Linked DNA regions of Homo sapiens: region 2 is linked to region 1. Evidence: read pairs that join two places in POLR2A ChIA-PET (ENCODE). Cell type or tissue: OCI-LY7. All regions are shown on one strand. Links, peaks and the distances in the headings refer to the core of each region. The heading gives the core; the rest is flanking DNA.

Region 1 (16,674 bases), core at 4,668-12,667:
AAAAAAAGGAAAACTACAGGCCAATATCTCTGATGAATACTGATGCAAAAATTCTCTACAAAACACTAGCAGACAGAATTCAATGATACATTAGAACAGAGGTGTCCAGTCTTTTGGCTTCCCTGGGCCAAACTGGAAAGAGAATTACCTTGGGCCACACATAAAATACACTAACATTAACAATAGCTGATGAGCTTAAAAAAAAGAAAAAAAATTGCAAAAAAAATCTCATGTTTTAGAAAGTTCAGAAATTTGTGTTGGGCCACAATTCAAAGCCATCCTGGGCCACATGTGGCCCATTGGCCGCAGATTGGACAAGCTTGCATTAGAAAGATCATCCACCGTGACCAAGTGGGATTTATCCCTAGGATGCAAGGATGGTTCAACATACACAAATCAATGAATGCGATACATCATATCAACAGAATAAAGGATAAAAACCACATATTCATTTAATGAATTAAATGAATTAATGCTGAAAAAGCATTTGATAAAATTAAATATCCCTTCATGACAAAAACCTTCAAAAAACTGGGTATAGCAGGAACATACCTCAACAGCCCCTCAGCCAGCATCATACAGAACGGGGAAAAACTGAAAACCTTTCCTCTAAGATCTGGAACATGACAAAGATGCTGACTTTCACCACTGTTATTCAACATAGTACTGGAAGTCCTAGCTACAGCAGTTGGATTAGAGAAAGATATAATGGGCATCCAAATTGGAAAGGAAGAAGTCAAATTATCCTTGTTTGGAGATGATGTAATCTTATATTTGGAAAAAGCAAAGGACTCCATGAGAAAACTATTAATATTAGAACTGATAGACAAATTCAGTAAAGTTGCAGACACAAAATCAAAATACGAAAATAAGTAGCATTTCTATATGCCAACAGTGAACAATGTGAAAAAGAAATTAAAAAGTAATCCCCTTTATAATAGCTACCCATGAAATTAAATGCCTAGGAATTAACCAAAGAAGTAAAAGATCTCTATAATAAAAACTATAAAACACTGATGAAAGAAATTAAAGAGGACACCAAAAAATTGGAAGATATTCCATGTTCATGGATTGGAAGAATTGATATTGTTAAAATGTCCATACTACCCAAAGCAATCTACAAATTCAATGTAATCCCTATCAAAATACCAATAATGTTCTACACAGAAATAGAAAAAACAATCCTAAAATTTATACAGAACCACAAAAGACCCAGAAAAGTCAAAGCTATCCTAAGCAAAAAGGACAAAACTGGAAGAATCACATTACCTGACATCAAATTATACTACAGAGGTATAATAACTAAAACAGCATGGTATGGGCATAAAAGCAGACACACTGACCAATGCAACACAATAGAGAATCCAGAAACAAATCTGCACACCTACAGTGAACTCATTTTCAACAAAGGTGCCAAGAATATACTGAAGACAGTCTCTTGAATAAATGGTGCTAGGAAAACTGGATAGTTATATGTAGAAAAATGAAACTAGACCCCCTATCTCTTGCCATATACAAAAATCAAATCAAAATGTATTAAAGACTTAAGTCTAAGACCTCAAACTATGAAACTACCACAAGAAAACATTAGAGAAAATCTCAAGGACATTAGTCTGGGCAAAAAGTTCTTGAGCAATACCCTACAAGCACAGGCAACTAAAGCAAAAATGGACAAATGGGATCACATCAACTTAAAAAGCTTCTGCACAGCAAAGGATACAATCAAAGTGAAGAGACAACCCACAGAATGGAAGAAAATATCTGCAAACTACCCATCTGATAAGGGATTAATAACCAGAATATATAAGGAGCCTAAACAACTCTACAGGAAAAAATCTAATAATCTGATCAAAAAATGGGCAGAATATGTGTATAGACATTTCTCAAAAGAAGACATACAAATGTCAAACAGGCATATGAAAAGGTGCTCAACATCACTGATCATCAGAGAAATGCAAATCAAAACTACAATGAGATATTATCTCATCCCAGTTAAAATGGCATATATCCCAAAAGACAGGCAATAACAAATGCTGGCAAAGATGTGGAGAAAAAGGAACCCCTGTACACCGTTGGTGGGAATGTAAATTAGTACAACCACTATGGAGAACAGTTTGGAGCTTTCTCAGAAAACTAAAAATTGAGCTACCATTTGATCCAGCAATCCCACTGCTGGGTATATACTCAAAATAAAGGAAATCAATATATCTAAGAGATATCTGCACTCTTATGTTTGCTGCAGCACTGTTTACAATAGCTAAGATTTGGAAGCAACCTAAGTGTCCGTCGACAGATGAATGGATAAAGAAAATGTGGTACATATACACAATGGAGTTCTATTCAGCCATAAAAAAGAATGAGTTCCAGTCATTTACAACAACATGGATGGAACTGGAGATCATGTATCAAGTGAAATAAGTCAGGCATAGAAGACAAACATTGTGTGTTCTCTTACTTATGGGCTCTAAAACTCAAAACAATTGAACTCATGGACAGACAGTAGAAGGATGGTTACTAGAAGCTAGGAAGGGTAGTGGGGGGCTGGGAGGGAGGTGCGGATGGTTAATGGGTTAAAAAAAAAATAGAATGATTAAGACCTACCATTTGATAGCAGCACAATGTGGCGACTGTAGTCAATAATAACTTAATTGTACATTTTTGTTTGTAATTCAAAAGATAAAAGGTTGAGGGGATGAACACCTCATTCTTCATGATGTGATTATTTCTCATTGCATGCCTGTATCAAAATATCTCATGTACCCCAAAAATATATATACCTACTGTGTACCCACAAAAATTACAAATTAAAAAAATATATATAAATAAATAAATTAGGACTTTTTCTGGTGGCTGAAGCCAGCAATGCCAAGTACACGGTAGACTAGAAGTCCTAGGGAACTCAGGCTCCTCCCCATCAACAGCCTTCATCCAGTGACTAAGGCCACTGGTGTATAAATACCCAAACTTCCCAGCCCCTCAGATAAGATAACCCTGAAACTTGAGTTCTGCTCTAGCTCCAGAGTTATTGTGTGGGCTAAAGCTCCAGTGGGCCACAGTGCTTGATAATGTCCTGTAGATATAAGCCATAACTGGGTAAGATGATATCTCACTGTGGTTTTGACTTGCATTTCTCTGATGATCAGTGATGTTGAGCACCTTTTTCATATGCCTGTTTGTCATTTGTATGTCCTGAGAAATGTCTATTCAAATCTTCTGCCCATTTTTTGATCGGATTATTAGATTTCTGGCCAAATTGGCTGAATTCCCTTCTCTATCTCCTCCCTACTGGTGTTTCTTGGGATCACCTTTCAAATAAACTGAACTTGAATGTGTCTCAACATCTGATTTTGGGAGAACCCAAACTAAAATAGGAACACAAGAGAAGAGAAAAATAAATGTCTCCATTTGCAGTAACATTAACAAACAATTTGAAAAAAACAAAAAGTAATTCACAATTTTCAAATATACATATTTTGGAGCTAAAATTACTAGAAGATTTGGATATATACTCCTTAGTATTTTTTAAAAATTGATTCAAAGTATATTCTGGAAAATATTTCCTCATTTCAAAGATGATACTTTTGCTACAGATATCTAAAAGGTACTATTATCTCATTAACATCATAATTCATCAGAATCTAGCTTAAATAAAAATGAGAACATTCCTTTCTCACTTCCCCAGAGGAAAAAATGAAAAAAGAGAATAATAAAAAGCCTTAAGCTAAAGAAAAAGAACTCTAAATATCTTTTAGCATGAGATGGGAACAGTGGGGTATTGAGTGAGAAATGACAGGAACTTATAATAATCTCTTATAATAATGCTTATAATAAAATAATGAGACTTTAAACAGTTATGTCAAGCTATGAAAGTCTTCCAATTATACCATAGTTGAAATGATACTTCACTAGCAATAATTTAACTATATCTTTAATCCACTGTAGTAACTAACCATACATACCTTTTGTATATGTTAAAAATAAAGTTGAAGCTTAAGGCATCTCTTTAAAATACAATTAGTGGTTACATTAGTTTAACTTTTAATTTAGAAACAAGCTTACATTAACAAAAATTGCTTTAAAAAATCTGTTTTAGGTATGTTCTAAAATTGATATATATTAGATAATCACATCAAGAGACTCAGGTGTTGATCACAACAAAGTTGCAACAGACCCCAAAATAAATCTTGAAGCAATGTGAACCTCACACAAGCTGATCAACTCATACGGCAATTCTATTTCTAGGTTTCTAATTGAAAGGTGAAGAGGGGAAAAGGCCCAGTGCCTTGTATGTGCATAATGCTTTGTACTTTCTACCACGCTTCCAAAGACTCTTAATATCTTAGACAAAGTGGGGATTTTTGAACACATTTGATAGATGGAAAAAAACAGAATAGCTGATCAAAGATTCCACACTAATAAGTGCCAAAGGTGGGAAGATGAGATATGAACTCAGGTCCTGTGATAATCCTGTACCCGTTCTTTCCACTATACTTTCTGCCCAAAGAGAAAATAGCAAACGGATTGACCCAACTATAGCACAATGTGCTACATGGAATACACTCAACTTATTAAAAAATAACATTTTCCTTTTCCTAAACTATTACATTGCTGAGGCACCACACTTTTCTGTAGACTATAAAATATAGCATCTAATTTAGAACAACTTAAATGATGGCTAGACCAAAGGACTTAGGCTCAGCTTGGTGCGAATCTACAGTAAGACTGCCTGATATCCACATAGAACCTGTCAGAAATCAACCTCATTATTTTCTTCCCAAAGCCTGATCTCTCTTAGTGTTTTATGTCAGTGCCCAGAGCTCAGACCCCTCACAGTCCTTTTGGACTCTGCTGTCTCCCTCAGCCCCACAATCATAAGTTTATGACAAGGGCCCATAACTTTACCTCCTATCTCTTTCTTGTCTGACTCCCTCTCCCAGTCCCTGTCTCAGTTTCCTTAATCCAAGCCACCACCACCCAATGCCTGGTTTACCATCACCAGTCTCCTGCTGGTCTCCCAACCTCCTGAGTTGCTACCTCCACATCCATTCTCCAAAATGCCAGAGTAAACTGTCCTAAGTACAAACTTGATCATGACACTCTACTGCTTAAAATCTTTCAACGACTTCCCACTGTCCTTAGGATAAACAAACTCTTACTGTAGACTCAAGGGCCTGTGGGATCTGGCCCCCTGCCTACATTTCTCTAGTCTTATCTATTGCCTCTCTCCTCTCAGGATTCTCAGCCCCAGCTCTCTCAACCTTCTTTTAGAAAAACTTCCTGAAATGGTCTCAGTTTCCTCAAGGTCTTCACCCAAGGTGTTCTCACTGCTTGAAATAGTCCCCTGTCCTCCAACACCCCTCACCTGCCCATCTCTAATTTATCAATGCCGTTTAGCATAGTGGCTAAGAGAGGAAATTGAGGAGACAGACTTCAGTTCAAAGCCCAGGTGCTCCTCCACTTACTATGTGACTTTGGGTAAACTGCTTGACCTCTCTATATTTTAGCTCTCTTTTACTAAAACAGAGATATTAATAGGATCTACCTTATTACATTATGTGCAGATTAAATGAGTCAATTAAGATATTTAGAAAAGTACCTGGTACATGGTAAGCTTTTTAATAAACATTACATCTTATTACCATTATGAACATCATCATCTTCTACTTTTCTTCCACATCTTGGATTAAATGTTGCTTCTTCCAGAAAACCTTCCTTAAGCCCCTGAACCAGGTTAGTGCCCCCATAGCCGGCTCCTGTAACACTTTTTGGATCTGCTTATATAATGTCTGTGTCTTCTGCCAGACCAGCAGAGATAGAGACCATGGCTTTCTTTTTGTTTGTTTGTTTTATTTCAAGTTCTGGGATATGTGTGCAGAATGTGAAAGTTTCTTACATAAGTATACATGTGCCATGGTAGTTTGCTGTACCTATCAACACATCATCTAGGTTTTAAGCCACATATGCATTAGCTATTTGTCCTAATGCTTCCCCTCCCCCTTGCCTCCCACCCCCCGCAACAAGTCCTGGTGTGTGTTGTTCCCCTCTCTGTGTCCACGTGTTCTCATTGTTCAACTCTCACTTATGGGTGAGAACATGTGGTGTTTGGTCCTCTGTTCCTATGTTAGTTTGCTGAGGATGATGACTTCCAGTTTCATCCATGTCCCTGTAAAGGACATGATCTCATTCCTTTTTTGGTTGCATAGTATTCCATGGTGTGTATGTACCACATTTTCTTTATCCAGTCTGTCACTGATGGGCATTTGAGTTGGTTCCATGTCTTCGCTATTGTAAATAGTGCTGCATTCAACATATGTGTCCATGTGTCTTTATAGTAGAATGATTTATATTCCTTTGGGTATATACCTAGTAATGGGATTGCTCACATGGTATTTCTGGTTCTAGATCCTTGAGGAACTGCCACACTGTCTTCCACAATGGTTGAACTAATTTAGAGTCCCACTAACAGTGTAAAAGTGTTCCTATTTCTCCACAGCCTCACCAGCATCTATCGTTTCTTGACTTTTTAATAATCGCCATTCTGGCTGGCATGAGATGATATTCCACTGTGGTTTTGATTTGCATTTCTCTAAAGATCAGTGATGTTGCGCTTTTTTCATATGTTTCTTGGCCACATAAATGTCTTTTTGAGAAGTGTCTGTTCATATCCTTTGCCCACTTTTTGATGATTTTTTTTCTTATAAATTTGTTTAACTTGCTTGTAGATTCCGGATATCAGAACTTTGAGACCATGGCTTTCTTGCTCATCACTATATTCTCATACCCAGCACAGGGCCTAGCATATAATCACCACACAATGAATATTTATCTGCTCCATAAAAAAGAACAAGATCATGTCCTTTGCAGGAACATGGATGGAACTAGAGGCCATTATCTTTAACAAACTAATACAGGAACAGAAAACCAAATACCACATGTTCTCACTTATAAGTGGGAACTATAATAGATGATGAGAACATGGACACATAGAGGGAAACAACATACACATGGGCCTTTCGGAGGGTGGAAGGTGGGAGGAGGGAGAGGATCAGGAAAAATAATGGGTACTAGGCTTAATACCTCGGTGATGAAATAATATGTAAAACAAAATTCCATGACACAAATTTACCTATGTAACAAACGTTCACTTGCACCCCTGAACTTAAAATAAAAGTTAGAAATATATGTATTTATTTATTTATCTGCTGAAGGAATGACCCAATCTGACTGTTTAATTACTACAAAGGTCATCCAGATGGCCAACTAAAATCTAAATTTCTTCTGGTAGAACCTAAGCCCATTTTCCTCCTTCCTCATCATTTAAAAGGCTTAAAAAGAAGAAGAAGAAGAAGAAGACTAATTAGAACATCCTCTTCAGTCTATTGCCTCTTTAAGAATCATCATTAAAAGATATCATTTATATTAATTTCATAATAAAGATTTTTTTTTGAGACGAAGTTTTGCTCTTGTTGCCCAGGCGAGAGTGCAATGGTGCAATCTCAATTCATTGCAACCTCTGCCTCCCAGGTTCAAGTGATTCTCCTGCCTCAGCCTCCCAAGTAGCTGGGATTACAGGCGTGCACCACCACGCCCAGCTAATTTTGTATTTTTAGTAGAGACCGGTTTTCACCGTGTTGGTCAGGCTGGTCTCAAACTCCTGACCTCAAGTGATCCACCTGCCTCGGCCTCCGAAAATGCTGGGATTACATGTACGAGCCACCACGCCCGGCCAATAAAGATAATTTTTAAAAACCCATCTGGGCCGGACACGGTGGCTCACTATTATAAACCAAGCCCTGGTATTCAGAAGATATTTGGTTAAAAAGCCTGCATGGATAATCCACTGTTTTTTCTAGGGCTAGTCCAGTGTTTCCCAAAATGCATGATCTTTTGAGACAGAGTCTCACTCTGTCTCCCAGGCTCAAGCAATTCTCCTGCCTCGGCCTCCCAAATGGCTGGGATTACAGACATATGCCACCACTTGGGGCTAATTTTTGTATTTTCAGTAGAGATGGGGTTTCACCATCTCTACTAGACCAGGCCAGGCTGGTCTAGAGCTTCTTGACCTCAAGTGATCTGCCCACCTCAGCCACCCAAAGTGCTAGGGTTACAGGTGTCAGCCACCGTGCCTGGCCCCCAAAATGCATGACCTTAAGAATCATCTTATTTGTTAAAAATACATGGTCCCATGCTCTTTTCTTACAGATTTTTTTTCTGTAGGTCTGTAGTAAAGCCCTAGAATGTAACGTTAATGAGCACACTGGACTGATTCATATGATCCAGATGAATTTGAATACTGCCATGATATAAACAGACCTTTAACTTTTATGTTTCTTTTTTGAGACAGGGTCATGCTCTGTTACCCAGGCTGAAGTGCAGTGGTGCAATCATGGCTCACTGCACCCTCAATCTCCGGGGCTCAAACAATCCTCCCACCTCAGCCATCTGAGTAACTGGGACTACAGGCATGTACCACCATGCCTGGCTCATTTTTTTTCTTTTTTCTTTTTTTTTGCCCTGGCTGATCTGGAACTCCTGGGCTCAAGCAATCCTCCCACCTCAGCTTCCCAAAGTACTGGGATTACAGGCATGAGCCACCACACCTGGCCAACCTTTCACTTTGAAGCAACATTTGAGAAATTCTCCAACTTGTAAGCTCATGTGCAAGTATTCCAAATGGCCTTAAAATCACCCTTATTTAGCAGCTTTGGCAGTAAATTAGAAAGAACATGGAGCCTAGAGTCAGAAAACCTAGATTCAATTTCTTCTGCTACTTACTATCTGTGTAACCCTTATACCAGTCACTGCATCTCCATCTGGTCTTGGTATATTACATGGAAATAACAAAACCAACCCTAACCTGCCTCATAGGGTTGTTATGGAAATAATTCAAGAATACTTGAAAAGGGCTCTGTAAATTAAAATGTCACCATTACAGTAACATTTTATTAAATCAGCCTGCTCTAATTCAGAATGTGTGAATGTTGTTGTCTAGCCCAATGTGGCTTTTGTTTTCACGTTATCTGTAAGGAGATCATCGCCTCCTTACACATGACAGACAGTGATAGGCATTGGAACACACAGATAAGCAGTAGCTTCCTGTTCCACGGCAAAATTATAAGATTGGATGTGCAAGATCAGGGGAACCTGTCTACTGTATGAGTACTGCTTCTACAGGACTAGAGTCTCAGCTATCAGTAAAGCAAAGCTGACAATATTCCTACTGGAAGTTAGCTTGGTTATGAGCAGTTAATGCCAGTCATTACAGTAAAATCAATCTGAAGAAGTTTTCTCCAGACTAGGAATATTAAAGGATTTTTTTACACTGGTATTTAAATTTCTAAAAAATACTATATTCTTTTTTGGCCACCTTGAGGAACATATACTAAATGCAGTATTTCCTTGGGAATTAAGTGTCATCAACATAATCAGTAGTTTGGGATATAAGCACAGCTGAGACTCTGGGTAGGAGATATTGGATCAACTAACTTAGCTTGCACCACTATATACAATGAACAAGTGCCTCCTGGTCTTAACATCTATGTAGGGTGTACCAAGAGCATGGCATAATGGCATCCTTAAGGGCTAAAAAGGTACATATCATTTCTTTAAGAGTTTAGGCTCTTGTATAGAGAGGACTGTTTCTTGCCTCATACCAGTTTCAGGAATGTGTGATGATGTCCAGTTCTGCCAGCATCCTCATCACTATCACTAAATCACCTCTGCTTTTCCTCCTCACCACTTTCCTCTAATTCAACCCAGACAAATCTCTTCCACTTTGCTGTCAGAGCCTGCTGCTCATCGCTCCTATCGTTGCTTTTAATCAATCTACCACAGATGCATCCACCACTTCTGCCCTTTGCCACTGAACTGTCTGGCCTGGCCATTCTCTAACTGGATGCATAATCTTGGGCAAGTCATTACCTTTTCCAGCATGTATTTCCCTAATAATTGAAGTGAAGAGGTTGCTAACATCCCTTCCAGTTCTGCTATTCTATCATGATTCTCTTCTGCCTCCTGATTTTTTTCATTTTCTCAAGTTTTTTCACAAAATGGCTGACTAAACTTGTGTAAAAATTGTCAACCAACTGTAGTATTCATTTATTTCCATGAAGCAAATAAACTATATACTCAATGCTCTATGGTTAACTTTATAGCAGTTTCTGGTTCTATATGCTTACTATTCAATGTATTTACTATCAAAGAGATTTTCCAGGGAATTTGGTCCAGAGTCTTCAACAATTCAAAAAGAATGGTAGTTCCAGAAGGTATGGACTTATTTTATCACAATTTCAAAATTAAAAACTACATTTTGGTCAACACACTCTAGAATTTAATTTTTCACGAATTAGTCTTACCAATAAGCCTTACCAATTAGCAAGGTGTTACTAAAACTTTAATTGGAGAAATCTTTCTTACTAAAGGAAAATCTACTCACAACAATTTTGTAAAGATTTGGGAAAGAATAATAAATATACTACCAAATTTATATTTAATGTTTATTAAATATGGCAGAGTGTTCAGTTCCCTGTAACTCCCTGTAATTTCCTGATACCACAGATGAAGAAAGGTTAGCCTGTTACCAATACTATTCAAGGACATCTTTTTGATCTCAGTGCACTATACATTTTCAAAACTAGTATGACAGCCCTGCTATCATAACTCTGTAACCAGCTTTGTCTAACCAGCCTTGGTTTATTTTCAATCTAGCATTTTTAGATGTATAGCACTTGAGGTTTCAGAAGAAGGAGAAAAAACAGTTCACAAATTATTTTGCAAAGTAGAACAAAAAATAGAAAACTAAAGCAAAACATCTGACCCCCCAATTGAAATACACCAGAACCTCAAGGAAAAAAGTATTCACTCATGAAATATTATAGTGCAAATACACTTTTGAGCAAATGAAGTGATACATGCACACATATACATACACACGACTAATAAGGTAAACTGTGAAAAAGCCCACCAGAATGAATACAAGAAATACTATTAGAGTTCCAAAAGTGCACAGTCACTATCATCTAGAAAGCTCTCAATGCAAAAAGTCACAATTGACACTCTGGAACATGAGTAGAATTTCACAAACAGGAAGAGTGAGGAAGAGTGTGGAATATGAGAAAGAGCACCTCAGGCAGAGTGAGGCCAACATGCAACAACCACCAAAACCTACTAAATGCCTCTGCACAAGCAAGGCCCTGGAGGCTGCAAGAAGCAGGAAAGCACAGGCATGTCTGGGACACAGGACGTCATCCAGGATGCATCCAAGGAAGGGTGCAAAGGAGGTGACATCAGAAACAGACACAAGGCCAAGATCAAAAGGGCCAAGGAGCCTGATGTTTGCATAGACATTATGAAACTTCTGACCTGTATGTGTAAGGTATAAGGAAGGGGTAACTTGATTGGAGGCTTCACTGGTAGATTAAACTTGCGCCAGAGTGAGTGTAAGATTTGGTAGGGAGGCAATATATTAGGAGAACATAGAGGAAGGTATGGATGCGAGAGAGACTGTAGTGGTAGATTCAGCAAGATTTGGCAATTTCCTGTCTAGATGTGCAAAGGAAAGCATGATTCTAAGACTTAGAGATGAGGGAGCAAACTGGCTACTTGATGCATCTAGCCACTGACATAATTTATTTGGTCCACAGAGTAAACCTGAGAAATTTGCATCAACTCTAAACAATTAAGAAACTTTCTATATGAAAATCTAGATTTGGGCTGCTGGTGAAAATCTGAGAGGACTGTGCCAGTGTTGCTGAAGGCTGCTACTAGAGACCATGCCTGGTTACCTGGACAGTGTCTTGACATGCATTACACCTGGTCCACTTCACTCATTTTACTTGACCTGCCTGAGGCATCAGAATTTGCCATCTCTGATTTGGAGCTTCATGACTAGCAAGACGATGACATAATTAGCAAAAATAAGGAAGTCCAGAACACGCTGGGGAGAGTAGAAAAGCTAAATTTTAGACATACTAAAATTGACGACTTTGATAATCATCTAGAAGGGAATATGCAGTGTCTTTAGAAATTTGAGGGAAAGTCGGGAAAAGATGCATGTGGATAAAATCAGAATCATCCCATCAGATAATATCTGCTATCATTTCTATAGTATTTAACATTGAAATGTCAGGTAGTGTTCTCAGTAGTCTAAGTATTCCACACACATTAAATCAGTTAGCCCCATTTAATCAGTATTTCCAATCTATAATTATCCCAATTTTACAGATGAGGAAACTGAGGCACACAGAAGTTAAGGTGATAACACTGTAACTAGCTGAGCTGGGATTCAAAAGTAGGTAATCTAGTTCCAGAGTCTGTATTAGGAGAACTTCGTCCTGAGGTTACTCTATATTTTTAGATTAAATAATTTCATTCTTAGAGGTTGGGAAACCGCTAATATTTGTTAGATTTGTAGCTGATAAGAGAATGTAAAAAGAGAAGATAATTCACAAAAATCATTATCCCTTAATATTAAAAAGACTGGAAGCCAGACACAGCTGGGACACATGCCTATAGTCCCAGCAACTCAGGAGGCTAAGGCAGGAGGATTGCTTGAGCCCAGGAGTTTGAGGCCAGCCTGGGCAATATAGTGAGACCCTGTCTCAGAAAAAAAAAAAAAAAAATATATATATATATATATATATATATATATATATATATATATATGTATGAATACCTTACTTAACAGATATTTCCATTAATTCAACAAAGGTACATTGGCACTTACTGTGTACAGACATTGTTCTAGGTGCTTGAGATTAAAAGACAAAGATCCTTGCCTTACAGTGCTCACATTCTAACAGAAACATCATAAATGAGCAAAGTATACAGTAGGGGAGATGGTGACAAGTGCTATGACAAAAAGGAAAAGTGGGGCAGGGTAATGGATAGGAGTGGGAGTGAGGGAGAAACGACTGTGAGTTTATAGGTAGGAGGGGCGGTTCCATTGAAAAGGTGATATTTCTGCAAAGACTTGAAGGAGAGTAAGAAGGGTCAGTCACATGGATATCTGGGGGAAGAGCATTCCGTGAAGAGGAAAAAGCAAAGGCCCCAAAGCAACAATGCCAAGGTTGTTCAAGGAACAGCAAGAGGTGTATGTGGGTGGAACGGAGTAAGAGTAGTGGAGATGAGGTCAGAGGTCAATGGAAGCAGGAAGCAGGTGGTTTAAAGCCTTGTTCAGGCCGGGTGCGGTGGCTCACACCTGTAATCCCAGCACTTTGGGAGGCTGAGGCAGGTGGATCACCTGAGGTCAGGAGTTCAAAACCAGCCTGGTCAGTATGGTGAAACCCCGTCTCTAATAAAAATACAAAAAAATTATCAGGGTGTGGTGGCACTCGCCTGTAGTCCCAGCTACTTGGGGGGCTGAGGCAGGAGAATCACTTGAACCTGAGAGGCAGAGGCTGCAGTGAGCTGAGATCACACCACAGCCCTCCAGCCTGGGTGACAGAGCAGGACCCAGCTTCAAAAAATAAAAATAAACATAAATATAAAATAGAATAAAATAAAATAAAGCCTTATTCAAAGCCACGAGACAAATACTGAGTTTTAATCTGAGTGGGTGAGAAACCACTAGAGAGATCTAGGCAGAGCATCACATAATCTGACCAAAGCTTGTCAAGGATCACTGTGGCTGCTGTGTGAGAATCAACTGCAGGAGAGCCAAGGTGGAAGCAGAGAGATAAGAAACTTGTTATTAGAGAGACAAGAGTCTGTGGTGGCTTAGAACTCACTAGATTCTGGATATTTTGAAGTTCAGAGTCAACGGGATTTCCTAAAAGGCTGCATGTGGTGAAGACTTAAAGATAACTCTAAGGTTTTTACAAATGTAATTGAAAAATTATAAATAACCAAATTTTTTGAAGTCCTTCCTATCTTAGATTTACTCACTAAGGGGATCTATATATAAAGGAACTGCTTAGTAAATCTTTTACCCAAGCAAGGAATTCTTCTGCAGTAGCACTAGTCATCTCCTAATTGGTCTGTTCATAATTTTAGATTTTCAAGTGTATACCTGCTGAGTGAACTACAATTATTTCTTAGTTTCAACAATCCCTTTTCATCCAATAAGAGTAATCTATACAAACAAATGATGCTCTTAAATATATGTTACTTAATATTCATAAAAATACAGTAAGGACTATACTAGAACCTCATTTACATCTCATTTAATTGTCATAATAATCCCGAAAAGTATCATCCCCCTAAAAAATGAAAGAAGTTATGCTCAGAGGTTAACTATTTTTGCCTAAGGTCAACCAGCTTAGTAACAGCACAGCTTGCCCACTGACTCCAAAGCCAATCTGTTTGTTAGCTATACTGTTTCCCAATGTAATACTCTTGAGAGGCACCAATTGTTCAAGTTCTTAAACTGTCTAGCCCTTCCTCTCTTCCACAATGACTAGGTTATTTAAATGGAAATAACTTCACTAAATGGTGGCAAAGATAACTTTCCAGAAACTGGATAGTTTTCCTGGAATTGCCAGTTAGAGATAGGGCAAACGCATTGTTTTGTAGACAAAAATCGACAAATAAAACAAAGCGTTCTTTCTGATACAGATTTGTGGCAAGCTTCTCAACTACCACACCATGGTATTATGGAGTTACCATGACAACGCAATAACCTAGTTTCAGTGTTTCAATAACCCCATCACTCAGTCCCTGTAAGAGAAGAACTTCCCATACCACAGTGATCAGACTTTTCCCCCAGACAGAAATGGTCTCTGAGAGATGATAACTAAGAAGTGCACAAAAGTAGCATCCCTTACAAAAAGCATAAATTCCCATTTTATTGTATTCATTAAATTTTTTTTTTTTTTGAGACAGAGTGTTGCTCAGTTGCCCACTCTGGAGCGCAGTGGTGCAATCTCGGCTCACTGCAACCTCCGCCTCCTGGGTTCAAGCTATTCTGGTGCCTCAGCCTCCCGAGTAGCGGGGACTACAGGTGCATACCACCACACTTGGCTAATTTTTGTATTTTTAGTAGAGATGTGGTTTTGCCATGTTGGCCAGGCTGGTCTGAAACTCCTGGCCTCAAGTGATCCGCCCACTTCAGCCTCCCAAAGTGTTGGAATTACAGGCATGAGCCACTGCGCCCAGCCAATTGACATTTTAAAAAAGGCAATTTTAACTGAGTTTATCTGAATACCTAGACTGATCTATCTCTGTGTAACAATGTTTTCCCAAAGAGGGCCGGCAATAACTCTAGGGAAGTCATAGAAACAAGAAATTCGGCTTACAGTTGCAAACACAACAGTGTTACCCTTCTGCTTAAAATCACCTCAACTGCTTTCCACTGCTCCAGGATAAAGGCTGAAGGCCCTGCTCATTGCCCTTCTTGCCTCTCCAGTTCCATGGCACTCATATCTGAGCTTTCCTGGCTCGTCACTCAGCCCTCGTTTCATGAGGGCCCTGCCCTTTCCTGCCCTAGGAATTTAGCAACTGCTTTTCCTTCTGCCAAGAACATTCTTCCCTCTGCCCTTCCTGTCACTCCAGCTTGCTCACTTACACTCAACCGCCAGATCTCAGCTGAGGCACTGCTTCCCCAGCACAGCTCTAGAACTTTCCCTCACAAATTCTCATAGGACCAAATACTTCCTGTTCTCACCACTTACCATAGCACAGTTTATTCATTTTGTTACTGTTTGTCATCCCATTGGACTATTATAAGGTCTATAGTTAGCACTCAACAGTATTTGTGGTGGATAAATGGGCAAATGAATAGTGTTATGTCATACTCTCCACCAAGCCCAGTGAGGGCTTTGCTCACCCTGCCTCCCTAACCTTAATCTCAATCCATCCCAGATGACATGCATATGAATTGCTACATGTTGTTTTGCTAAGAGTGACAAGAAGGGAAATGAAATAAAGGATGCACTGTTTTTAAAATATACATTTAACTTATCCTTATCTACAAATAGCTTTTAATGGCACTGAAACTGATCTATTCAAATCCGTTTACCCATGCATTCTAAACTTATAAATTTTGTTATGTAAATCTGACAAATTTTTCTGAAACTGAAAGAAATAAATTATCCTCAATTCAACCAACCAAAACCAACAACAACAAAAAATTAGTTTTAAAGCTCAACACTCTCAGTTGCAAGTAGCAATGGTAATCTCAGTTATCTGACAATGTAGTCACCCAGATATCAACTCTTTCTTCTAAACCCTACCCTGGCAATTAGCTCAGGTAATCAGAGCACAGTGCTACTAAGGCTAATAATACTATAATAATAACAAGTTATCAAGCACTTATGTACTATCTGTTTTACAGAGAATAAGTATTCTCATTTACCCTTCACAATAAGCCTATGAAATCTGTAGGGAAGCTAGAATTCAAGTCTAGGTTTGGGTCTCCAAGTTCAAGTTTGACCTCTAAATAGGAAAGTTAGTGTTGCACAGAAAGAAAGAACAGGAAAAAAAAAAAAAAAAACAGGGTGGGAGCAATGGGGGCTAGTCGGGAGGGGAGTGAGGGAAAAAGATATTCAGGGAATGTAAACTCAGGATCTGTAATCCCAGGAAACCTCCCTCTTTGGTTTTTCCTCCAAATCAAATAAAGGTATGCTTTTAGGTCCAATCTTCAGTTGCATCTGTTTCCTCTTATGTAGACTCCAGCACTAGTACTTGAAAGTTGCCCTGCCAACTTTAATCTGCAGAACTTTTTCCATTTAGGCACAC
Region 2 (16,674 bases), core at 3,740-11,739, 68 kb before region 1:
TCTCAAGCGCTGGAATTACAAGTGTGAACCACTGTGCCCGGCAGAGAGTTAAATGTCATCAGTGCCAAGTCCATTACTTAAGCAAGTGAAGAGGTCCTAATAAAAGCAAGTAGGTGCTGCACTATATGAGTGGGCTGGGCTAACTTGACAGGAGCATTCCCATCTAAAGGACACAGCTCCAGTGGATTGCTGCCCTGCAAGAATGCTGGGCCCAGGGTTAACAGATCCTGTAAATTTTCAGAAGAAAATATAAATTCAGATTTGAGTAAGTGAAATGTACTGATTTTTAAAACAAACAATCAGCTCAACAAAATTTGTCTATAGTGTAACTGTTTGAGACATATCAGATGGAGAGGAATGCTATGGGAACAAGTCCTAAGGAACCAGGAAGACACTGGGGATCAAGATACCAGGGAAAAGTTAGCTTTTAGAGAAGATGGCATTTCTTTCTCTGAGGATAGAGGGCTAGGCACGTAGAGACACACTTTGAGTAATATAAGTCCTTTGTTGGAAGGAAGCAATAAGGATTGGTAGAGAAAATGTGGAGAATTTTCTGAGCAATGATTTTCACTTTATTGCAATAGGCCCTTCTATCGAAAGAATACAAAATGGAATTTACAAAACTGATCAAAGCAAAATAGCCAAACTGAAGCAGGAGGAAAGCTAGAGACTCACACATGAGGGTGGCCCCCACATTGCTGGTCTAACATCCAGGCACATAAACCACTAGTAAAAGGCACACAAAGACTGAATAAAGGCTTTCTAGAAATGGGTAGTGACAGCAGCATCCTCCATTCTATTTCTTCACTTCAGAAATAGAAGTCAAAAACACTGATTTTAAGTGATTCATAATTGAAAAACAATGTCATACATTCAAGAGGCCTTGAGATTTTAGATTAATACCATAAAGGAAAACTGGAAGGGGGTGAACAGTTAGAAATATCAACATCACAATCTAGAAGTGGAATGAGAACTAGACCTGCAATTAGGTGATGGGCAATTGAAGCTCAGCTTTACTGTGCACTGGGTGACGTTGCCAGGTCTCAGTGTCCTCATAATTGCTCTAAGAATCAACTATGGATGCTTATTTCATTATATTTTCAGGAAACATTTAAAATATTACTGTAAGACTATTTGTTTTTAATCAAAGCTTGTTTTAGAATATAAAAACTGTTTAGCTTTCTTTAGTTACTAATTGTACTGATTTAAAGCCACGCTTAAATACACAGTAGGGGCCAGCATATTTAAGGCAGTGAGGCAGTGGCTCACGCCTATAATCTCAGCACTTTGGGAGGCTGAGGCAGGCGGATCACTTGAGGTCAGGAGTTCAAGGCCAGCCTGGCCAATATGGTGAAACCCTGTGTCTCCTAAAAATACAAAAATCAGCCAGGAGTGGTGGCAGGCCCCTGTAATCCTAGCTTCTTGGGAGGCTGAGGCACCAGAATCACTTGAACCTGGTGAGAGGTGAAGCCAGCTGAGCTTCTGAGTCTGGTGGGGACTTCGTGAACTTTTCTGTCTAGCTAGAGGATTGTAAATGTATCAGTCAGCAGTCTGTGTCTAGCTAGAGGATTGTAAATGCACCAATCAGCATTCTGTAAAAATGGACCAATCAGCACTCTTTAAAATGGACCAATCAGCACTCTGTAAAATGGACCAATCAGCAGGACATGGGCGGGGCCAAATAAGAGAATAAAAACTGGCCACCAGAGCCAGCCACGGCAACCCGCTCTGGTCTCCTTCTGTGCTGTGGAATGTTTGTTCTTTGACTCTTCACAGTAAATCTTGCTGCTGCTCACTCTTTGGGTCCACACCACCTTTAAGAGCTGTAACACTCGCAGTGAGGTCTGTGGCTTCAATCTTGAAGTCAGCAAGACCATGAACCCACCAGAAGGAATAAATTCTGGACCCATCTGGAGGAACAAACTCTGGACACACCATCTTTAAGCGCTATATAACACTCAAGGGGAACCTCTTTGGCTTCTTCATTCTTGAAGTCAGTGAGACCAAGAACCCACCAGAAGGAACCAACTCTGGACACACCAGGAGGCAGAGGCTGCAGTGAACCAAGATTGTGCTACTGTGCTCTAGCCTGGGGTACAGAGTGAGACTCTGTCTCTAAATAAATGAATACAAGGGCATGGCTATGTCTTAAAAAGGAAAAATTATTGTATATATCAATTAAATAATATAATAACTCCAACAGGCAATTGCATTCAAACATAGTCATGCTGCAAATTTAATTTAGTTTGTGTTTTATCTGTTGATGTGATGTAATTCTGACATTACGTTTTGGGGATGCACCTTCCAAAAGTTATTCAGTTACCCACCTACAATACTTAAAGTACACTTAAAAGCATGGAGTCACGGAGAACACAGCACAAGAAGTCAAAGATTAGAACTCAGTTAGTTGTGCCATTCACTGGATGTGAGTTGGTCTCTCCCCAGACTTCGTTTTCATATTTATAAAATGAGAGTATTGATCCATCAGCAGTTCCTAAACAGAGATGCCTTTTAAATCATGTGAGGAGTATGTTTTCCAAACATGCCTGAATATGATTAAGTGTTCCATAAAAGTTAAATGTATTTACATCTGTGACTTAATACTTTCATCAGGTATTGCAGAATGATTGCGTCTTAGATTTTGTACATCTCTACAGCATTAAACAGAATGAAAGCACATTAAAAGTTGATTCCATATCATTTTTTCTATTCTTAGTGGCCTGGTGTTGTTAAATATTAATTCTATTGGCTTTTAATAGCAAAGAAATGAAATAATTCAAATATGTGAAAATTCCTATTGGTGTTAATGAATTCCTTTTCTCTTTGATTCTAGTATTAGACATAACGCTAGGTCATTTAAATTACCTAATTGGTTTGTAGTTATTTTAAAAATTAGCATGTAACAAAAATATGCATTTAATAAATAATGGCAAAATAAGATGATCAAAACAACTGGTAATTGACAAGAAAATATTTAACTTCACTTGATGGAAAAATCAAGTTAAAGTGAACCTTTTCAATAAAAGTTTCAAAGTACTTTCTTTTCATGATAAGAAAGGAAGCAATCCCCACATAAAACTACTAAATTTTATAAATGTTTCCAAGAATATGCCATTCTACAAATTCTTTTATAGCTGAAGGTTGTACCTCAAATTCCAATTATCCACTTAGAACAACAACCAAATTTTAAAAGTGGGAGGCGAAACATTCTCTACTTAAATGGTACTCATTTAATAACACCTTGGTCCCACATTTCCCAACCAAAAAAAGTGTTTTTTTTTTTTACACAAAAGTCACTGAACCATCAATAATCCAATTGGAAAGACCCTTTACTGTTTTAAAGAAACCATACAAACATAGGCAAATATGTTGAGAGGTACAGCTAGTGTCTGGCCACGGTGGAGTACACTCCCACATCCCTAATGCCAGCTGTAGAACAGCAACATTCAAGCAGCTGCCTTAATTGGAGATGCAGACCAACACATGCTAATTTAGCTGGGCCAACTAATTGGTGGGTATGCTACATTTTTAACAAAATATCCACCCATATTACAGATGTTTTTCTCTATCAGAGTAAACGACTGGTAACAAACAGTAATGAAGTTGAAATAAGCTACACTTAGAGAAAACGTTTAGTTAGACAGTTTTACAACATGGTCTCATATTGGCTTAAAAAACCATGTGTGCCAAAATTGGACCATAAGCTAAATTTCAAAATATCTTTCTGTGCAAGAGTAAGAACATGAGGAAGTTTCACAGTAGTTCTTCAGTCACCAAAACAATACTTACTAAGTGCCCACACCCATTAAACCATGCTAGGCCTGGTACAACGAAATACAAAAGAATTGTGTCCTTGTCTCTCTTTAAAAGTGTGATGTAGACCAAACATTTATGGACACATGCAATGATGGTAATATTTACCAGGAAATCTATGATGGTTAACAAAGGAGGGGAGAGGGACTTCTGCTTCTGGCCATGACGGTGTAACAGAGACTAGATTTATTCCTTGGCCTTAAACTAAAAAACTGGACATCACTTGACCAGCCTGAACAAAAATGGACAAAATATATGAAGCAATGGTTTCCAGACATTGGACAATAAAGAATGCATGACAGAAGTCCCTAAGAGAAAGAAAACAAATGAGGTGAGCCCTATGACCCTAGCTTATAGTCTGGAGAGATTTTCTAGACCATTATGAGGAGAAGAGGAATTCAGATAGAGCCCAGCAGTCAAGTCTGTCTACTAATTAGTAGTCTACTAATTGAGGAACTCGTAGACAAAACACTAAACACATTAAAATAATTATGATAGATATATTCTATATGTTCAAGAAACTAGAGAGTGAGCACGTTAAGAAAAGGCGAGGCCGGGCACGGTGGCTCACGCCTGTAATCCCAGCATTTTGGGAGGCCGAGGCAGGCAGATCACAAGGTCAGGAGATCGAGACCATCTTGGCTAACATGGTGAAACCCCGTCTCTACTAAAAATACAAAAAATTAGCCGGGCGCAGTGGCGGGCGCCTGTAGTGGCGGGAGGCTGAGGCAGGAGAATGGCGTGAACCCGGGAGGCAGAGCTTGCAGTGAGCCGAGATAGTGCCACTGCAGTCCGTCCTGGGCAAAAGAGTGAGACTCCGTCTCAAAAAAAGAAAAGGTGTAGAAGATATAAAATTGGCAGAAATTTTAATACAGAGAGAAAAAGGACAATGTCTGGATTTAAAATACACTAACAGAATTAACAGCAGATTAGACACTGCAGAAAAAAACGTTGGTGAATGTGAAGGCATATAAATAAACACTGTCCAAAAATGAAACACAGAGAGAAAAGAAACTCAAATAAAAACTAAAGACAGCATCAGTGGGTTAAGACAACTTAATATATACGTAACTAAAGTCCCAGAAAAAGAGTGTGAGATGAAGAAACTATCCGAAAACTATGAACACTTAAATTTAAGCTTAACAAACTCCAAGTAGGGAAACTACAAGAAGAGGCAAAATAATAATTAAAAAAAAAAAAACTTAAGTGATAAAGAGAAAAATCTTAGAAGTAACCAGAAAAGAGAAAAACCTCACATTATGCATGGTGATAAAATGGTAAGAATAACAGCTGACTTCTTATCAGAAACAATGCAAGCCAGAAGACAGTGAAGCAAAGTAGTTTAAGTACCAGAAAACAAAAAGAAACCATCTATCTATAATTTTATACCCAGAGAAAATACCTTTCAAATGTAAAGGGTTTTTTTTTCAGATATACAAAAAGAATGAATCATCAGCAGACCAGACTACAAGAAATGTTAAAGGAAGACCTTCAGACAGGGGAAAAGGGAAATAAAAGATTCCTGATTGAAATCATTTACATAAAAGAATGAAGAGCATCAGAAATGTTAATATGTATGTAAATATAAGACTTTTAAAAGAAAGAAAAAAAGATATACAGTCAGCAAACCGAGGATAGAAATAAAATTAGAATTATAAAAAGCATGCAATTCAAAAGCAGGCAGAAAAAATGAAAAAGGGAACAAAGAACAGACAGAATAAATAGCAAACAAAAAGCAATTGGTAGGTTTTAGCTCAATCAATAATGACACTGAATGTAGATGGTCTGGGGACCCCGATTAAAAGGCAGAAACCATCAATTTAGATAAAAAAGCGAGATCAACTCTATGCTGTCCATAAGAAACCCATTTAAAATATAAAGCACTTATAGATTAAAGGAAAAAGAAATGCCATGCTAACACTAATCAAAAGAAAGCTAGACAAAGTAAATTTCCATCAAAGTAGATTTCAGAGCAAAGATTATTACCAAGAATAAAGAGGGTCATTCCATAATGATAAAGAGTGAATTCATCAAGAGGACATACAACTCTAAATGTTAATACACCTAATAACAGATAAATAGAAAAATTGTGAAGGACAAATCCATAATTATAGTCGGTGATTTCATTGCCCCTCTCAAAATAATTGATGGAGAAAGTGGAAAGGAAACCAATAAGGATACAGAAGACGTGAACAATACTGCCCATCAATTCTCTCTTTCAAATTTGGAAAAGCCCCTGTTCTGGATAGCTTATAGAGACTTAGTAAGTGCTTATTTAAATCTAAGAAGAAAAAAACTCAAAATTATTAGACAAGGACAAAACTTCTGAGGCTTTAAATGTGCTGGCAATCTCAGACAAATCATTCCCCACAGAAATGGCCAGCTCAAACAGTGATAGTTTTTAAAATTCAGATATTTGGCTAACAACTAGTCATTATTTTAAAATGTACTAACATAAACTTTTGAAACATTTCTAATATTGGTAAATAAATTCAGAGTTATATAAGAATCCAAGTTTCACATTACACTCCTAATTAAGGTAAATCCCTAACCAAATTAAAACTGGTTTGATAACTTTAATTTTAAAAATAGCTATATATCTTCTGATATTATCACAGTATGAAATATAATGCCAAGGCTTGACACTTGTGAACTTCAGACATTCCCCAAATCATTTAAACTAAGTAACTCTTCACGCCATCTGTGGAAAACTTTCAAATATCACCTCTTGGACAAACGTGGTATCAACAATGATCATGTTGCTCTGCAATGTCAACTTAAATATAATATCTATAATTCTTAACTGACCTTGAAATACTATACAAATATCACAGCAAGTGAAATAAAGAGAATCTTTGGTTGCCCTGGACAATTTCTAAAGATTAAAATTCATACAGAAAACTCCAGTTAGGATGGAGAACTCAATGTGGTATGTGCAACAACTTGAAGAATAATCACAGAATGTAAAGTTAACGTATTTTAAGCTAGTTGAAAGTATTAACTTGTCATCTCTCTCTCTCTCTATATATATATCTTATATGTAGATAAGATATATATATATATAAGATAACCTTATATATATATATATAAGGGTATAAAATATATTGAAATCAACAAAGAAAGCTTATGAATTAAACTGTCTGGAACCAGTTGTTGAGAAGAAAATTGATCTTTGAGAATATAGTCTTCTCTTAATGATAAAGCTATCAAAATTACTATGCGCCTCAGTATCCAGCCTGGCTAGTAAAGGTTCCTTATCTCCTTAGAATACTCTCACTTCCTAAGAGCCTGTTAACTTTTTGAGCTTTTGTGTTGACTTTTGTCATGTTGTTGAATGATTTTCGAACAAAAGTTTCTTGTTTCTGTATATGCTAGATTTGCTAATAACCATTATTTCTTGTAGCTATGCTTTAATTGCTGTCATACCAAATTAAGACTATAATCATTTCTTGTCTTGGGTACCTAAGACTTATGCTTATATGTCAGTATAACGATTAGTCTCTTCACAAATTTGGGCCTCAGATGAAGAAAAATAAAATTGTTAAGATATACTTTACACCCAAACTATCTTCAGTGCTTCTTGATTAACCGCTATGCAGCACTACTGAGCAAGGAGGACATTAGGTGTAACTAGATACATAGCATATTCCACATCTTTAATTAGTTCAGCTCTCTTATGAGACCTGCTTTGTTTATCAAGCCCATGATATGGGAAGAACTATTAAATCAATAAGAGAAGCTCAACACCCTGGTCAATTATGTGTAGGCAAGGTGTAATTAATAATAAATATGGCTCAACATGTACTACTTTTCAGGATGAATAGAAACATATTCATGATTCTATGCAAAGACTGGCACAACTATGAACAAATTGATTGCTAAGATTACGTTATCAACAAGTACAAAATACTCTTAATAGTTGGCAATTTAAAAACACACATTATGAAAGTCTCTGGAGGTATCAATTCCTTTAATGTCCATGATAAGGCTCATACCCTCAGGATAATCACTGACTAAATCATATTAATTAGTTCCATATTATATCCCACTAGGGGATTCCATTCTGACAGTGGTAATTATTATAATAAATTAACCATCAGTCTTATTAACAGGTGGTTGCTACATTTCCTTCAAGCTTGTCTAAGGGCCCCGGCCATAAACTGAATGTCAGAAAATAGAGTCTTTAGGAAGATCATCAAAAGACTAATTAGCCTCAGCAAGGGCTGTATCTGGACTCTTGGCTATTACTGATGCTGCAGAGAATCAACTCATTCTCAGTGTAAGTCAGGCTTCCTGCTCAGTGTAACCCAACATTGCCACAAAAGCAGACAATCTGACAAATTGTACCAGGAAATTGAGTTAGTATTTATAGGACTCTATATTCCAAAATTAAACATTTTGTAAAAGCATGCTGCTGACCAATGGAACAAAAATTAATTTTGCAAGACTAAATAGAACCAGAAAAAACTTAATATTTTGAGAAAACGTCTTTTTTTTCTTCTTAATTTTTCACTAACCCTCATGGTAGTTAGCCATACTTGGGCAAATTGCAATGAACGCTCTTGGAATTCTATGTTTTTCCTACTGATCCCACAGAATTCAGGAAAAATATTCCCTGGGAAACTTTAATATAGCTTATAAACTGGCAGATTGTATTTTCCAAATCCAGATCGTATTTTCCAACAATATCTTCTATCCCATATGTTCTTTGCCAAAGTTACCATGCCACTCCCTTATCAAATGGTAGAGTCTATTCCTCTCCCCTTAAATCTGGGCAGATTCATGACTGCTTTGACCAACAGAGTATGGTAGTAATAATGCTACGTGAATTCTGAGACCAGGCAACAAAGACATAAGCCTCTGCCTGGTTCTCTTGGAATGTTCACTCTGGGGGAATATAGTTACCATGTGAGAAGTCCAGTTACCCTGATATGGCTATGCTAGAGAGGCTACATGTAGGTGTTCTAGTCAACAGTCCCAGCTAAGTCCAGCCTCTGGCCATCTCCTGCCAAGTCACTAGACCTGTTAAGAGAAGCCATCTTAGATCTTCCAGACCAGACCATCCGTCAGCAAAATATCACTGAGTGACCTCAGTAATGCCATGAGGAGCAAAAGGATTGTCTAAGTCCTGACAAAATTCCTGACCAGAAAAACTTGTGAGCATCTAAAATGGTTGTTCCTTTACCACAATAAGTTTGGGGTGGTTTGTTACGCTGCAACAGTAGCTGAAATATAAACTGGTAAATCATTAGATAAATTTAAAGATGTTAATTATATAGAAAATACAACACATATTGATTGGCCTTGTCTGTAAAACTAATCAAAGCAATGGCCAAATATTCTACAACATGCCTTTATTGAGTTCTTTTATTTTACATGACAATGTAATTATTTGCATTGTCTCAGTAAGAATCTATCCTTCTCCCTATCAGGATATAATTAGATAAAACAATTTTGTAACCATGACCATAACAGAAATGTTTCATTTAATGGTAAATTTCATTTAATTAAGCATGACAAGCCCACTAGTAAGGAACAAGGATTCTCTTATGTGGAAACAATGCTTCAAAGACCTTTCAGGAAACTATCCTGGGACTAGCTCACTGCCTTGTGGAGTCTGTCTTACAGGCAGTACAGAACGTCACTTTCTGGAAGGCCAGGAACATTGACAAAATTGTAGAATATCTCTACAGTTACAGGTACTATGGGCAAAACCAGTAGAGGCAAAATGGATGGGTTTTATTCCTGGCCCTGTAACATATAAACTCTACGAGCAACAAAGATATTTCTAGCATTAAAGAAGCAGTTTTAAAAATATGACTCATGGGGCTATATGAGATTAACTCTCTAATCCTAACATCATGTGGTTTTAGTTTTATTAGACATAAAACGAAAAGGTCTACAGGTGTTTACTAATGCCTCCTGTTGTACTTATGAAAACAAAACAAGCTAAATATAACAAGGCATCGTATTAATGGTATTATTACTGCATCAGAAAATTGTGGAACAAACTTATTTGGTCAAATTCATATCTTAACTATAGAAATTTAATTCCAAGTAAGGCCTGAAAAAGTGAAATGGACATTTCTTACCTTATCCTACTCTTCTGTTCACTATAGACCAGTAAGATTTACATTTCTAAAAAAGCATTGCATTTCAAGAGATAAAGCCATGGAGTTACAGGACCATCCAAAAGCTTTACACCCTGAGATAAGTTACAAAAAAGAGAAATCTCATGGTTTGATTTTTTTAAATCCAAGAAAGAAATATGCAGTTTTAAAAATCAAAGTTTATTAAACTGCATCCAATCAGAAATACTGACCGTGGGCTGGGCGCAGTGGCTTACATGTATAAGCCCAGCACTTTGGGGGGCCAAGGTGGGAGGATCGCTTGAGCTCAGGAGCTGGAGACCAGCCTGGGTAACATGGCGAAACCCTGTTTCTGCGAAAAATACAAGAAAAAACAAACAAAAAAATTAGGCTGGGAGCAGTGACTCAGGCCTGTAATCCCAGCACTTTGGCAGGCCGAGGTGGGTGGATCACATGAAGCCAGGAGTTCAAGACCAGCCTAGCCAATATGGTGAAACCCCCATCTCTACTAAAAATACAAAAATTAGCCAGGCATGGTGGCACGTGCCTCTTATTCCCAGTTACCCAGGAGGCTGAGGCACAAGAATTGCTTGAACCTGGGAGACGTAGGTTGCAGTGAGCCAAGATCGTGCCATTGAACTCCAGGCTGAATGACAGAGTGAGACCTTGTCTCAATTTAAAAAAAAAAAAAATCAGCCAAGTGTGGTGGTACAAGCCTGTAGTCCCAGCTACCTGGGAGGCTGAAGTGGGAGAACTGCTCGGGCCTGGGAGGTTGAGGTCACAGTGAGCCATATTTGGGCCACTGCATTCCAGCCTGCGTGACAAAGTAAGACTCTGTCTCAAAAAAGAAAAAAAGAAAAGAAATGAAACGAAAAGAGAAGGAAGAAAGGACTGTAAAATAATATGAATTATAAATATCACCATCTCTACAATCTGTGAACCAACAGGTTGTTCTGAAAGCTAGTCTCCTTTTTATTATGCTTTATTGCAAATAAAAACTCAGCTCAGTGTTAAAAAAATTTCTAGTTTTTTTCTTTGATGAATCAAAATTGGCAAAAATATTTAATATATGAATAATCCTGGCTAAGAATGATAATAAAATAAGCTTATTACATGTGTGATGGCTTTCAGCTTGTCTTAATTAAAAGGGTGACAGGTATCCTTACAAAGAACTGTAATTTCATCAAAGCAGTCAATCCTGACAAAGCACTTATCCATTGTTGGTGAAACATTTAGTGTCCTACTAACTACATATAATCCATTCAAAATTTTTCTTAAAAATTTTGACACTGATGAGTAGGCTACCCTCCACATTCATAAGGAATTACTTCTTGATATAAAGTGCCCAAGTTTATATGATGACAGATTTCGAAGGTGAGAGCAGCCAAAAAAAAAGTCCTTGATTTTTTTCACTTGTCAAGTAATTTCCTCATCAATCCCCCATTTCCTCTTTTTGTCTTTCAGTCACACAGGGAAGTAAGAACGATGAGTTCAACCCATTGGAGTGAGTTTAAATGTTGGACTAGAAGAGACAAGTTATCCTGGTTAAACTAAATTGTGTGACTTCTGTTTCCTGACTGGGCGCTGCCTGATCCACGAATTAGTTTCAGGAGTAGGATCACAAGACAAACTTCAAAGGACTTTTGCACTGGTTTGATTGTGTCCTTGGGCTTAGACATAGTGTTAAGCCCCTTCCCAATAGGAAATGGGATACTAGCAATCCATTATGCAATAAGTGGTATGACAGTTCATCAAATTAACCCTGGCTGTTAATTGTAATGAAGTACCCACTGGAGAAGTGCCTTGAGGGACCAAATGGTGGCTACATTTGAGTTTGGCAGAAATGATGAGTACAAAGACTGTGCTAAGCTGTGGCTTCTTCTGAATATACTGGAGCACTTATAGAATAAAAACGGCAAGTTCAGATCACTAAACTGTCAGCTCACATTTACCATGAGAGAACCAGAGAACTTCCGTGGTAGCCCCAGTAAAAAGTTTTATGTTTTATAGCCATGGAGTTCACCTTGCTAACATCAGATTTAAATGTGCCAGTTGCAGAATTACAACTTAAGTTGAATTCCACAGACACCTAGTCTCATTTGAAAGCACTGAATGAGAAAAAGTGTGACCCTGAGATTTGGGATGGGGATATTTGGTCAGACTCAACTGAAACTGAGAATCTTGGACTCCCAAGCTACTCTGAACCTCCCTTTCCAGTGGAAATAGTACTAGTCTGTTCTCCTGCCTGTGTCTCCCAAGATTGGCGTTCTCTGGCTTGAAGATCCTCTAATAACCCCACCACAACAGTAAGGGCAGTTTCCTAGCAAAAGAATTCCTCTTCTCCTCAAGACTTAACTCAAATATCCCTCACTGACACCCACAACAGAAAACAATATAATACCAGATTGGGCCAAATATTTTTATGATTCACTTACCAGAGATTTAGGATTTAATGTTTAGTTCATATAGTTGGTTGACTTGGTTGGCTGACTGAAACTTGGAACTTGGACTCCATAATAGGCTACAGTTTAATGAGACTGGGGGGCCATAAATTCCCTTGCATAACAAGGCTTAAGAAAATAGAAACGTTAGTGCATGTATCCTATGCAACTTGCACACACACAATCCCTCCACCATTATACCCCCAAATGGGCCCAGAGGATAGGTCTTTCAGTAAGGCTCCAGTTTTGTTACTGGAGTGCTGTTATATGGGCAACAGGCCGTTATTCTAGCCCTTTTATCACCTTGCGAATCGCAAAACTCACCATGCTGCAACAAAGTAAGAACTTCTCTATTGTTATCTCTCTAGCCCTTTGTTTCCTTTGTGGCATTCAATATAGGCTGCAATTATTTATTTGTCTGTTTTTTTTGTGTGTGCTTTTTTTGGTTTGGTTTATTTGTTTGTTTTTTACCTATTTGTTTTTTTTTTTTTTTTTTTTTTTTTTTTGAGACGGAGTCTCGCTCTGTCGCCCAGGCCGGACTGCGGACTGCAGTGGCGCAATCTCGGCTCACTGCAAGCTCCGCTTCCCGGGTTCACGCCATTCTCCTGCCTCAGCCTCCCGAGTAGCTGGGACTACAGGCGCCCGCCACCGCGCCCGGCTAATTTTTTGTATTTTTAGTAGAGACGGGGTTTCACCTTGTTAGCCAGGATGGTCTCGATCTCCTGACCTCATGATCCACCCGCCTCGGCCTCCCAAAGTGCTGGGATTACAGGCGTGAGCCACCGCGCCCGGCCTACCTATTTGTTTTTACTGTCTCCTGCACTTAAGTTCTTTGAGAACAGGGACTGCATGCCACCTTGTTCACCATGGTATCTTCACTGCCTAGCACAGTACCTGGTACACAGGCATTCAATAAAGATGTGTTAAAGGTATAATCAAAGGAATGCAGAGTTAGTCTGTCTTTGACAATATTAAATACTGGTCCTTCTTTCTCCTGGAATAAATATGTTCATGCAAACATTATCCTCCCAAAGAGGTGATTTACATCTCAGTTAAAAATCTGTCTTAACTTATAAATCTCCTCTATGTATTTTTTCAGCTTAGAACAGAAGACATAGTCTGCTGATATCACCTCTCCTATTAAATTCATATTATGCCCAGAAAAACATTTTTCAAAAATTTTAACAAGGATAAAAACCCATGCCTTTTAATAAAGGTCAATTCAGTGTCTTTACCATCTGTTCCTTCATGAAAATGTTTGAACAGAATCCTCTCTTTCTCCAGAATCACATTTCTGCCAACAGTCACGTGCCACCTCATATCATGAGTTAACCAAATTCTCAAATATCATTAAAGCATATCTTCTGAGTCACTGAGCAATCTTTGTACAGGCTGCAGTACTTGCTGAAAGTGTCATGAGGTAGCTTTTCTTGTTTCTGTATCGAGTAGACGGTAGATTCATTCATATCATAGCATTTCAAAATGCAACATTCCATTTAGTCAAAAGCATCTACTTTCTGCCTATGTACCTTTATTTCTAGCAACTAGTAGATGCATTCATTGAGAGGCAATTTCTAGACACACCCACAAACACAACATTTTTTAAATCACTTTAAGAGTTATTATATACAAGACTACAAGAAGCTAAGAATGAAACAGTGCTAAGATCCAGGCAGTATGTTAAATTCACCTACTATCTCAGTAACTACCTCAGGCTCATTAGTGTCATGGCTTAATTCAGATTCAGACCTCAGCAAAACTGTAAAATACTGTATATCTTGGCCCTTTGGGGTTGCATTTACATAGCTGAAATCTTGAATGTTAAAAGCTTCAAATGCCAAAGATATATTGTATATCTATATACCACATGCTCAGCTTTGTAAAGATCTGTACTCTCAGCAAGGTTAAAATAATTAAAAAAAAAAAAAGATATAACATATTTAATATTGGGAATCTCCAATAAGGCGCTGTGAATGGTTTGGCTGTGTCCCCATCCAAATCTCATCTTTAATTGCATCTCCCATAATTCCCATGTGTTATGAGAGGGATCTGGTAAGAGACAATTGAACCATGGGGGCGGTTCCCCCCATACTGTTCTCATGGTAGTGAATAAGTCTCATGAGATCTGATGGTTTTATAGGGGAAACCTCTTTCACTTGGTTCTCATTTTCTCTCTTGCCTGCCACCATGTAAGACGTGCCTTTCACCTTCCGCCATGATTGTGAGGCCTCCTCAGCCATGTGTATCTATTAAACTTCTTTTTCTTTACAAATTACCCAGTCTCAGGTATGTCTTTATCAGCAGCATGAAAAACAGACGAATACACTCTGTTTTTTATCTAAAGATGAAGTGAAGCTATCTGTCCAATAGGACCAGCTATGGTCTGGAAAGAAATAGTAACAAAATATACCTCATAAGTATGTTGGAAGAATCAAAGGAGACAATACATGTGAGAGAATGAATAAATAATAAGGCACTATATAAATGTTAGCAGTAGGTGGTAATGTTGGTAACAAAATATAGAAGAAATCCTCTCTCATCAATTCTCATTGAAAGAATTTGGACGATCTGTTAGCTGAGAAGTTAGTTAAAACAAGGACTCATAGAGATAAATACACATGGTAATCATTTTATTTTCACTTAAACCATGTATAAATGTAATTCATTCACCAATCCTCTGTGTAGGGCCAAGACCTTGTCTTTGAGATTGGATCTGCGGACTTGAATTCCAGTCTTTCTTGCATGCATCACACCCATATTCTATCATTTATGATTACAATTTCAGTTCTAGTAAAGTACAGCACAAACTTCAACACATATGAAACAATCAGGAGAGCAGATTTCTTTTTTGTAAGTTCTTCCAATATTTTACATTTGTCTTTGTTCAACACTAATTTGACGGCCAATTTTTCAAAGAAGTAATTTTACTCACTTTTTTTAGAGCATTCAACTTAGTTTTTATAGAACTAACTCTAGCTTTTACACTAATAGTTCATCATTTTACAGAATATTTAATAAAAAATATACCCAACATAAGTTTGGAAACAAACACAAATTGACTCTTAATAAGTAAACAATTTGATTTGTGAGGATAAAAGTATATAAGCATTATACACAGAAGCTTCCTGGCCACAAATGGTCAGCAAACTGGGGACATCAGTTAGTATGTTTTACCAAACAAATGAACAGCATTGGTTTATCCATCTGGTTGATTGAGTAGAAGTTAGTTAAGAGTCTTTGCCATATTGTAATTCAGGTCTCAAGTATAATTGCCTAAGAAGAAAGTTCAAAAGATTTTCCCTGTCACATGGGTATTGCTATCTTTTCTATTTTTCCTAACACATATGTGTTATACATTTAGAAACACTGAGATAAAAAGAGTAAAAAACATTCAGGAATACTGAAATGAAGTCACAGCAAACAAGTTTAGACATTTCAGCAGAATACGATAAAATAATCAGATAATTTGACTACTGACAAGACAAAAATAAATTAGTAAAAGACATTTTAAGCAAATTACAATCACCCTAAAACAATTTTTAAAAAACTTTTTTTGTTTGTTTGTTTTCTGAGATGGAGTCTCACTCTGTCACCCAGGCTGGAGTGCAGTGGGACTATCTTGGCTCACTGCAACTTCCACCACCCAGGTTCAAGAGATTCTCCTGCCTCAGCCTCCTGAGTAGCTGGGATTACAGGTGCCCGCCACCATACCCGGCTAATTTTTTTTTAATTTTTAGTAGAGACGGGGTTTCACCATGTTGGTCAGGCCAGTCTCAAACTCCTGATCTCAGGTAATCCACCCGCCTCAGCCTCCCAAAGTGCTGGGATTACAGGCGTGAGCCACCGCACCCAGCCTAAAATTGATGATCCATTTTTAAAGCATCCTGTGCTTTTTCATGCTCTTTAATGATATCTCTCCTTGAAAAAGAAGTTTCCTGAACTAGAAATAACTATGTCAGTATCGGATAACTGCTTGAAAACATTAATTAGCTATGTATTCCTTTTGTTTGATGTGAGAACTTACTTATTTCACTGGAAACCTGGTCAAGTTTATCCTTTGATCTGCTGATAAGGACAACCTTCATTCCATGCTTTGCTAACTGAAACAGTAAAGGAGATTTGAATCACACCTGTGCATGTCACTGAAAAACATTAATGAGCTATAACCCCCATTTTAAGAAAACCTGTCCAGATGATAGTTCAAAATATAAACCCAAGTGTAATGAAGACATAATCCAAAATAGAGATTTTACCAAAAAAATGCCCCAAAAAGTTATCTTTCTAAGCCAAGCTAGTATTTAAATGTGAAAGGGTTTTAGAAGGAGGGAGAC

The links. ChIA-PET counts read pairs that join two places held together with the same protein. Peaks named below come from ENCODE experiments on the same cell type or tissue, not always from the same donor. Only the 100,000 strongest peaks of a DNase experiment are listed, where the experiment ranks them.
Region 2: POLR2A ChIA-PET joins it to region 1 with 5 read pairs; 3 of 35 experiments call an interaction of 5 or more read pairs at or near these places.

Annotation. Positions count from the first base shown.
Region 1 is chr11:43,686,351-43,703,024 of GRCh38, reverse strand. The region is part of intron 1 of HSD17B12 (hydroxysteroid 17-beta dehydrogenase 12); the gene reads right to left. Among named protein-coding and RNA genes, the nearest start is that of HSD17B12, 14 kb to the right of the region's middle. RefSeq lists an enhancer at 8,199-8,248. In OCI-LY7, for the core only: no CTCF peak of the experiment used is centred there; DNase peaks (open chromatin) are centred at 8,374 and 11,524; H3K4me3 peaks cover 3,967 bases; H3K27ac peaks cover 5,247 bases.
Region 2 is chr11:43,753,815-43,770,488 of GRCh38, reverse strand. It overlaps HSD17B12 (hydroxysteroid 17-beta dehydrogenase 12), which reads right to left. Exons shown (of 11, transcript NM_016142.3): 3 at 16,368-16,443. Among named protein-coding and RNA genes, the nearest start is that of HSD17B12, 81 kb to the right of the region's middle. RefSeq lists a silencer at 11,263-11,463. In OCI-LY7, for the core only: no CTCF peak of the experiment used is centred there; no DNase peak of the experiment used is centred there.